2 separate regions of the Homo sapiens genome follow, and region 2 is linked to region 1. A link is a contact called in ENCODE Hi-C or POLR2A ChIA-PET data. All regions are on one chromosome and are shown on one strand. Each heading gives the region's core, a stretch centred on a gene start or an enhancer-like site at or near the end of the contact. The rest is flanking DNA. Distances are from core to core; before and after follow the strand shown.

Evidence for each region. Hi-C counts contacts between places; a loop is a spot of excess contacts on that map. ChIA-PET counts read pairs that join two places held with the same protein, here RNA polymerase II (POLR2A).
Region 2: a map of thyroid gland shows a loop between it and region 1 (2.0-fold over the local background). The contact joins two enhancer-like sites. A Hi-C loop is called at or near these places in 3 of 168 maps with a recorded cell type or tissue (ascending aorta, cardiac septum and thyroid gland). POLR2A ChIA-PET finds 5 or more read pairs at or near these places in 1 of 52 experiments (MCF 10A).

Annotation. Positions count from the first base shown.
Region 1 is chr1:218,445,444-218,450,252 of GRCh38, reverse strand. No RefSeq gene overlaps it. Among named protein-coding and RNA genes, the nearest start is that of TGFB2-OT1, 5.2 kb to the right of the region's middle. Within about 2 kb of position 2,717, at least 4 of the 41 ENCODE cell types and tissues checked have a DNase peak (open chromatin) inside an H3K27ac peak, as active enhancers do.
Region 2 is chr1:218,381,818-218,386,626 of GRCh38, reverse strand. All of the region lies in intron 1 of TGFB2 (transforming growth factor beta 2), which reads right to left. Among named protein-coding and RNA genes, the nearest start is that of TGFB2-AS1, 39 kb to the right of the region's middle. Within about 2 kb of position 1,831, at least 2 of the 41 ENCODE cell types and tissues checked have a DNase peak (open chromatin) inside an H3K27ac peak, as active enhancers do.

The DNA of each region.
Region 1 (4,809 bases), core at 1,468-3,967:
TTTCTTGTGTAACCATTTTCTCTTTATGTAGGCAGTCTTGCTGGGAGAGTAACTACTCCCTGTTTCTCTTCCTACCACAGAAGCCAAGGAACTCAGATTCTTTCCCTAAAATCCCATGTTCTAGCAAAGGAACTGGCTCATGACCTAAGTTCAGCCAACTGATTTCTTTCTTCTGGAACTTTCCATCTTGAATGAGGGAAGCACTGAGTAAGGAAGTATTAGGAGGCCATGCTCATAGCCTCCACAGAGTGGTGGTGTCTGTCTCAGCAGTGACTCCCCTGACGCTATGGTCTGAATGCTTGTCCCCGAAAAATTCTTACGTTGAGATTCTAAACCCCAAGGTAATGGTGGTAGAAGGTGGGGCCTTTGGGAAGTAATTAGTTCATGGAGGCAGAGCCTTTATGGATGTAATTAATGCCCTTATAAAAGTGGCCTGAGATGCGCCCCTTGGCCCTGCTACCATGTGAGGATGCAGTGAAAAGATAACCATCCATGAACCAAAAAGCAGGGTCTTATCAGACACTGAATCTGCTGGTTCCTTGATCTTAGACTTCATAGTCTTCAAAACTGTGAGGAATAAGTTTCCATTGTTTATAAGCCACCCAGTCTAGATGACAGCAGCCTGAATGTACCAAGACACCCTCTATTCCTGCAACAGTCAATTGGGTTTCCTCTTTTCTGCCTCTAGTCCCTCCAGGGCTTCCTTGATCTCTGCTAATCCCCAGGTCTGTTTTCCCTGTGTCCTATTCTCTGTGAACCTCATGTGAAATAATCAATAGTCAGCCTTTTTTTTTTTCAGTTTTGGCCCACCAAAAAAACAAAAACAAAAACAAAAACCCAGTTCATGTGGTTCAACCTAATGATTTAGCCAGTCATTTTTTCTTGTTACTAGTAACCTCAATATTTTCAATGCACCTCACACATATGTTACAACCTAATAGTATAATTCACATGTATCTGTCTTCCCAACACCACTGTATTCTCAATACCTGTAAAGTCATTTGTAATTTTTGTTTCTGATTCTTTGGTTGCCCTGATGTGTTTTTCTGTGATTGTACCAATGAACAGGAAGCAAGCGTCTATTCATTAATTCAACAAATAATTACTGAACATATTCTATATGTCAGACTTTGTTTAGATTTTAGGTTCTAGGTTTGCCAAGTAAACAAAACAGGACTTTACAGGTCATCCAATCCAATGCTTTTGTCTTATTGACAAAGAAAGCTCTGAGAAAGTTAGGTGATTTTACTGACTTCCATAGTATCAGTGGCAGAACTGGAGCTATAGTCCCATCTATGCCCTTTTTCAATTTAGCAAACATTTTTCAAATTGCCATAAGCTCAGTTGCGTACTAGAGGCTGGAAACAGGATAAATAAGGAGTTGTATTAGTTTGTTCTCACACTGCTATGAAGGAATACCCGCGACTGGGTAATTTATAAAGGAAAGAGTTTTAATTGACACAGTTCCATATGGCTGGGGAGGCCTCAGAAAATGTGCAATCATGGTGGAAGGCACCTCTTCACAGGGCGGCAGGAGAGAGAATGAGTGCCAGCAGGGGAAATGCCAGATGCTTATAAACCATTGGATCTTGTGAGAACTCTAACTATCACGAGAACAGCATGGGGGAAATAGCCCCCATGATTCAATTACCTCCCATCATGTCCCTCCCACAACACATGGGGATTATGGGATTACAATTCGAGATGAGATTTGGGTGGGAACACAGGGCCAAATCATATCAGGAATGGCCTCATGTAAGAAGCACAGGACTGGGAACACTCACTGATTTTAGGGAGGACCCTGGGAATGGGGTCTGACAATCCCAAAAACCCAGCACAACAGGGTGGATACTGAGAACAAGGAGAGATGTTTTCCCATCACATCATTTCTACAACTAGCACTTTGGCTTTTAAAGACTCCTGTTGAAAGACAATGGCACAGTGAGACTCCTCAACTGAATCTTTTGCTTGAAGTTAAGCTCAGTTGACCAATTTGTTTTGTTTTTCTCTCTACACTTGCTGTAATGGTATATACAGGACATCAAACTCGACTAAATGTGTGGCACACATAATGTCAGTGCTCAGGGTTCCCAACTCCCTTTCTGGCTCAACTCCATTTGTCCCTCCTGCCTTTCTACTTCTATCTTGCCCTGAGGTATTCAATGGTGGTCTCACTTTTCCAGGTCCTGGATAGAGATTAAATAAATCAAAATCCATTCTAGCACGTTTCGGTTGAAATTGTTTCCTGTGCTGCCCCATTGATGATTTTCATATTTAAAACTATATATATATATATATATATATATATATATATATATATATATGAATGTATGTATATGCTTGTGGAAAAAATCCTACAAGAATAATTCCTCATGGATAACTCTCAGAGCTTGTAACAAAGGGGTAATATTAAGGGGGTTGCTGGACTTCCTTGGGGCTCCTTGGTGCCTCTCCCACCAGTTTCTGCCTAAATTTCACCTTTCAGAAATTTGAATGGAGTCAGTGATTTCTTGGAGGGCCAGGTTATGGGCAAGGGGAAGATGTGCACACGTGGTGATGTGAAATTTGATACTTTACTAAATGAACAACTGCCACTTGATTTAACATTCTCCCAGTTTTCGGTAGAGTTTAATTTTGGTTCAAATGAAGAAATTAGTGTTACGCCCATGCTTGAGGACAAGCCAAACTGCATGACTTCACATCGCTTTTAGAGCAGTATTGAATTACATAACTTCTTAGCTTGTTTGCTCCCAACAGCCTGAGATTCGGGATTTTCAGAATTGAGATTTGGGCCTGAGGAGAGGGTTTCCAACTCCAGGGCTGGCCAGACCTCGGTGATGTCACCTGAGGAACACATGTGTGTTCTTTCAGTTGGGTTGGCATCTATAGGAGAGAAAATCCCATGTTGGAGGGAAAGCCTAAGAGATTATATTGGGCCTCTTACCACTAATTTTTTGCTTTTCTGTTTAATTATGTCTGTTCTCTTAGGCTGAATGATTTTCCTAGTTCTGATCACACAGCACAAAGTCTCTCTCAGTACATTCTGTTCCCTTTACAAGGTCTCTGCCCAATTACAGGAACACACTCATCTCTTCTCCAAATGACCATTACGTGCTGAAATAAAGAAACTAGCTACAAAGTATTTCAGGGAAATAAAGACTCAATCAGGGAAAAACCTGAAGCAACTCTTTCATTTAAAAAAGGCAATTAAAAAGCATTACCTTTGCAACGTTGAGTAAAATTATTCATATATATTGATACAATTACCTCATATTTACATTAATTATTTCTCGAATCTCATCAGATCTAGTTATTATGCTCCAAAAGAGGCACAAAAATAACATTTCCTCTACTATCTCTGACCTGACCTGGAATGTTAGTAAAATCAGGGTCCTGGTTTTCTTTGTTCAGTACAGAGGATGCGGTTGCAGAGACAAGGGAAGGACTAGAGAATAGAGTGATGATTTAGTAGATTAGCAAAAAGAGATGCAATCTAGTTTTTGCTAGAATTACAAGGTAATAGACTTTGATAGAAACAAAGGCATGTATTAGCTAACGTTCAGAGACAGGTTTGCCATGATGCGCTTGAAGTCCTGGTCTTTCGCTTTTACGGGCCCTAAGACTTTCAATCTAATTTTGTATTTGAAATTTTGCTTCTTTTTTTTTTTAAAAAAGCAGTCCTCCTCCCACACACGTTATATGTGTTTCAGGAAGACAAAGCATAGGTCCAACCATAGTCTAAGGCTTATTAGCAAAAGGAGCACAGCTCAGCTTATTCCCAGATAGAAAAGTAATGCCATCTCAAGGCTAGTGACTGCAAGGAACAGTGAGTTTTTGGCTTCTTCTTTTTATTCTCCCCTAAAAATGGTAGAAAATGTTGTCACAGGTACATTAATGAAGATTTCTAAGGGCAGAAATCATTTCATACAATAGCCCAACTTGCTTAGGGGTAGGTTGTGCTGTTCCACTTAGTGGTGCTTTGCTTGTACGTAACCATCAGTTTCATCAAGGGCTTTGCCAGTGGGGCTTAGGTAATATTTGTATTTTCATTACCACATTTTTCAGTCAGCATCACCTTTTATGTTGAACTCTACAGAATGTGAATATTCAACAAATTCTGACCTACAAAAACTGCACTTTCATAAGATATGACCTAATATTGTTCAATCATATGTAAATTACAAAAACAAAGGCTGGTAATATTATAGCTTATGGGAATCATGTAACCATGGTTTGTAAACAGAGCTGCTTTCAAATTATTTGCCAGAGCTGTCTACTAGAAACACAAGAACACAAGACACAAATGTGAGCCACATAAGTAATTTTAAATTTTCTGGTAACTGTATTAAATAAGTGAAAAAAAACAGGTAAAATTAATAATATACTTTATTTAATCCCATATATTCAAAATAGTATTATTTAGACATGTAATCAATATAAAAATCATTAATAAGACATTTTACATTTTACACTCTTTTTTTGTACTAAGTCTTCAAAATCTGGTGTATATTTTACACATCTGGCATATCTCAATTCACATTAGCCATGTTTTGATTGCTCAATGGCCACATGTGGCTAGTGGCTAATATAATGGACAATGAAGTCCTGGACCCTTCACTTACAAGCTGAGTGGTCTTGGACAAGTAATTTAAGCATTCTGAGTCTGCTCACTTCCCTTTAAAATGGAGTTATATTCTTTTAAAAACCTACATCCTAGGATTAAATATGAGATTAAATAAATCAAAAGAGAACAGTGTCTGGTAGATGCTCAGAATACTGTAGTTATCAATACTGCATTATCATGTTAGG
Region 2 (4,809 bases), core at 582-3,081, 63 kb after region 1:
GCCCTGGGGTCTGCCTCTACTCCTCAGTTTGTAACTATTAGCATCAGGAACCTGTGGGCAGGCTTGAGCCTGATTCAGTAGGACACATCTTAGAAAGCCATTCTTGGAGTCATTAGTTTTGTTGGCCCATTAGATTACTTGATAAATCAGCTACACAAAGAGACTTCCAGTGATTTTCTAGGAGCAGTGCCTACATTTGAAAACAACTTACAAAGGGCTTTCTTCGACATAATCTCATTTTTAATGACATCTGGCAATCTCATATAAATGCTATCTTATTGATAGTGCCTACTAGGTTGGCTAGATAATTTCCAATCCCCACCATTCTCATTGTGTGAATGAAGAGACTGAGGTTTCCAGCAGGCAAGTCACTTGTGCAACAGTATACAGCTGAAACAGAAAGGTAGCTGGAAATTTGCAAATCAAGTCTATCTGATCCCAAGTCCACACTCTTTCCACTGTCCCGTGTCCCCACCTCTCCTGATAAAGATTTGTTCTGTAGTACTTAAAGGATGGGGTGGGGGTGATAAATCTCAGAACAGCCCAAGCTCAGTACAGTGAAGAGCCTTCAAACAGAGTTACCTACAAAAGGTTCAAGCAACATCCCTGCGAGTAGCCAGGATCTTATGACAGGATTCAAGGAGTAATGACAGAACTAGATGACCTTTAAAATGCAACCATGGGAGTCTCTCTGAACTTATTCTGGTTTGGGGGAAAAGGCTGGGGGAGAGGCTGCCCAATTAAGAAAAAATAAAAATAAAAACAAAATAAAATGCAACAACTGTGACAACCTGTGACACTGAGGCTTATTAGAGAAGTCTAGTTCTAACAGCTTAATTCTTCAGTTTTCCTCCAAGGGGAAAGATGGGAAAGGAGCCAGACAGCACTGAGTTCAGAGACTGAGCTTATGAAAAGCCTAATTTTGGTTTTGAAGGACACACTAGGAGGCCCCTGCTATGCTCCATCTCATGAGCCCCTCACCAGCCAAAGACACCCTCTGTGTGTGATCCTCTGCAGCTATGTGAGAAGATCTTGGTCTTAGTCTTGACATGGGGTCATGTTAAAACCCTTCAGCAAAAAATCTCCCAAATATCATGGCTAAAGGGATAAAGGGGCTTATACACCAAGGATGGCCACTTCTTAGCAGGAATTCTCATTTTCCTCTGAAGTCGTGTTACTTTGGGGAAGGCCCAAAACCTCTGTGCTCTGTGAACCGGTGATCACAGGCTTTCGTCAAGCTCAAATACGATAATGCATGTCCACGTCCTTTTGTTAAATGCAAAATGATAAGTACAAGGTGGCATCACTGTACTTCAACTTATTCTTAATTATCATTGAATAACAATATGCTGTCCACATATTCCAGAGGTCATTCAGAAACACCAAGCATTTGCTTACATTATCTTATCTAATTCTACTCTACCCTTCTAAACAACTTTTGAGGTACATCTCCCTTTTGCAGATAAGGAAACTGAGGCTCAGAGCTACCAACCAGAAAGTACCAGTAAGAGAGGGGGAAAAAATAGAATCAAACCCAGATCCTACCTCCTAACAGGTGTTCCTCCCACTCACCACACCCATCCCAAACATGGGAAGGGTTCACTCTGGTTTCAATGCATATAATAATACGAGCCATCTGCCGGGTGGTTATGTGACATCATTGTGGCATCGGCCTTAGGAATAATAACTGCACAGGCTGCAATGTGCTCTGGGGGCAGCCTCTGAAGCATCTGCAGCCACTTTGTCCTCAACTGTCAGAGACAATCGGGCTTCACTGAACCTCCTCCTGCCATGAGTCATCCCCCACGTTTCATGTTAACCATCCATTCTCAGCAGATTTGAATTCTGCCTTCTGTCCTTTTCTGGTGAGACTCTAGGGGTGTGAATGGACTGTCCATAGCCCCTGAGTTTAAGGAAAAATGAGATGAAGCAAACGTATGTTAAATCCACTGCCTGGAAAGCCAGCCTCTCTCAATATGTACAGGGCCAAGAATAACAGCAGCTGGGTCTGACCTGGATTATCTCGTTTAAGCCTCACAAGAACTCTGCGAGGTAGATACTGTTTTCATTTCCATTTTGCAGATGAGGAGACTAAGGCTTATGAGGATTAAATAATTTATCTAAGGTCACACAGCTAATAAGTGGTACAGCCAGAGCGGAAGTGACTTGTAATGAACCACTTTTAGTACTTTATTTTAAAAGGTAAGATAGCCTCTTATTATACATAATCTGTCTTATAACACATAATAGTATAGGAAGCATTTAACATGCTTGTTTTTCTAAGGCTTTCAAATATCCCACATACCTGCTAACGCTTTTTCCACCACGATATTCCAAATTATTCTAACTCCATTCCTACATACATAGCTACTTTAATTATCTACCTGAAAATGATTATAACTTTTAACCCAATAAAATAATGAGTGACAAGACAGTTATTAAAAATAAAACCCATAACCAATGCATTCAAAATACTTATGCTATTTAATTCCTTTTTTTTTTTCTTTTTAATGAATCAAGATGTTCTAGAAGAGGAGAGGGGGGAATATCTGTGACCTTATATTATTTAAATAAATCTTAAAAATACTTTCTCTGTATCTCATTTTCACAGAACTGTTAAAACAACCACAAAATCGTCATAAATGACAAACTCTGTGACGTGGAAAGGAAGGAAAGGGAGGAGGAAAAGCATTCTTGTGTTGTTTCACAATTATTTTCGGGATCCCGAATGTGGTGCTTTTTTGTCAGTACATGTTTACTCTCTACCTTTCTAGATGGGGAAATCCAAAGCCAATATTTCTTAGTCTAAAATGCCTTTCATGGAAAGTTTTTCCAAAGCCTGTGGTTGATTTTATTGCAATCTGTAACCCATCGAAACCTGACTCATGGGATATATAATCAAATCTCGCAAGTCCTTCGCCACGTAGCTGTGTGAAAATCCTTCAGTAAAAAAACTCACAAACAGTATGGCTGAAGGGACAAAGGGCTTCTGCAAGGACTGCCATTTCTTGCTAGGACTTTCTGCCTGTGAAGCCACTTGAGGGCTGTGTGACAATGAACACCTGAGGACACTCTCCCTCTCCCCCACACCCCCCACATACACACACTTCTCATGCACCTGCTTTCCCAACAAAGAAAATGAAAAATGACTTCTGAAGGGCAAATTAGCAGCCCTATTATTGCATTTTAAAATGGTCTTGTGTTTTTCTAAAGGCAGATTCATATTTGCAATAGACTATACATTAAAAAGGACACATGCTTTCCAGCTTTGAATTTTGGACCCTCCTAAAAAAATAAAGGTCACTTGCAAATTCCTGTAGAATTATGCATTGACAAAACAGAGGTTTCAGATTCTGTCTAAATGTGGCTCCATTCGAGCTCATAGTCTTCTAATTAAACCCCTGGTTGCATCATAAATCCAGTCCTAGGGCCTTGCTGTAATATCCAAGGGCAGAATACAAAAGCTTAAGACTCCATCACATAGGTTTCTTTCCTCTTCGTTGGGAATTGCCTTTCTTTTTAACTTTATCCTCCCTTGAAACCTTTCCTTATCACCTAGTGTTTAATTTAAAAACTCAAATATTTTCAAGAAGACTCCAAAAAGAATTTACAGTAGGCTAGTGTCATAAAACAATCTTCTTACCCCCATGAACATTTATTTTCAAAATTTGAGATGAGTAGCCAAAAGAGAAACACCACCTCATACCTCCATATAGACCACCAGTGCTTAAAATTGAATACTCATGAAAGACTAGAACTCCTACGGGAAGTAGAAGTGGCATTTGAAGGTGATCTTAGTGATTGTGTTGGGAGCAGAAGTTTGTGACTTTAGTCCTTGTTTTCCTAGTCCTGACTTTTTTACCCAGAGACTGGCCGATTCATCACAAGCAAATCACTCCATCTCTCTTCTACTTTAAGATTTCAAGTGATAGAAAATCATCCCTTGAATTCAGTTCCTATGTGTCCAAATGTCCAGTGGGACATGGTGGTACTGTGAAGTAAGTAGAGAAAAAAAAATCTCACTTTCCACAAAACAAATTTATTATTTCTGAATAATCTATGAATACTTTAATTCAGAAGTATGATCAACTGCTTAAAAATAAGTCACTTTATCAGTCTCACATCAGCGAGCGCCTGGATGAATCAGTGGTCCTGCTCAAGCGTGTGTATGTGTCTTGGGGCACCTATTACTCCACTGGGGTGACTGTTCTTCCACTGACAGCACTAACCAAAGAGCTTCACTTCACACCTTTGCTTTTATAATTTTCCGCCTTCAGCTAAAAACATTGATTTTTGGGTGAGACTCAACCAAAGCTACAGTCCCCAAAAGCAAAGGTACCAGTAGCTGATTAAGAGCTCTTGCCAGGGGCCTCTGGGCAAGATATTTTTTCTACTTATATTTCCAGCTTCCTTGGAAGACAGCTTTGAGCACTGCAGGAGGTGGGGAGGGGGATGTAAAGAGTGGTTTCCAATGCTATAGCTTAATTTTCACAAAAATACTTCATAAAATTTTTTTTTTCAGTTGAGTTGAGGGCTTTAATGGTGGCCTCCATCTGGTAAGGGCAGCAAAGAACTAGGGCTAGATTTCACCCTCTCTTTCTGCTGACCTGCAGGAATCCCCTTAAAATTTATTCATCAGATGGAGAGATGATGAAAGTAAAACATAAGACATTGCACATGTGCTTCTCTGGCAACTACTAATTTCTTCAATTTAAAAATAAATCTTCCCTGCTCCAGCCTACAACTGCCCCATTGTGTGCATAGGCACGCGCGTGTGCACACACACACACACACCCCTACACACACACC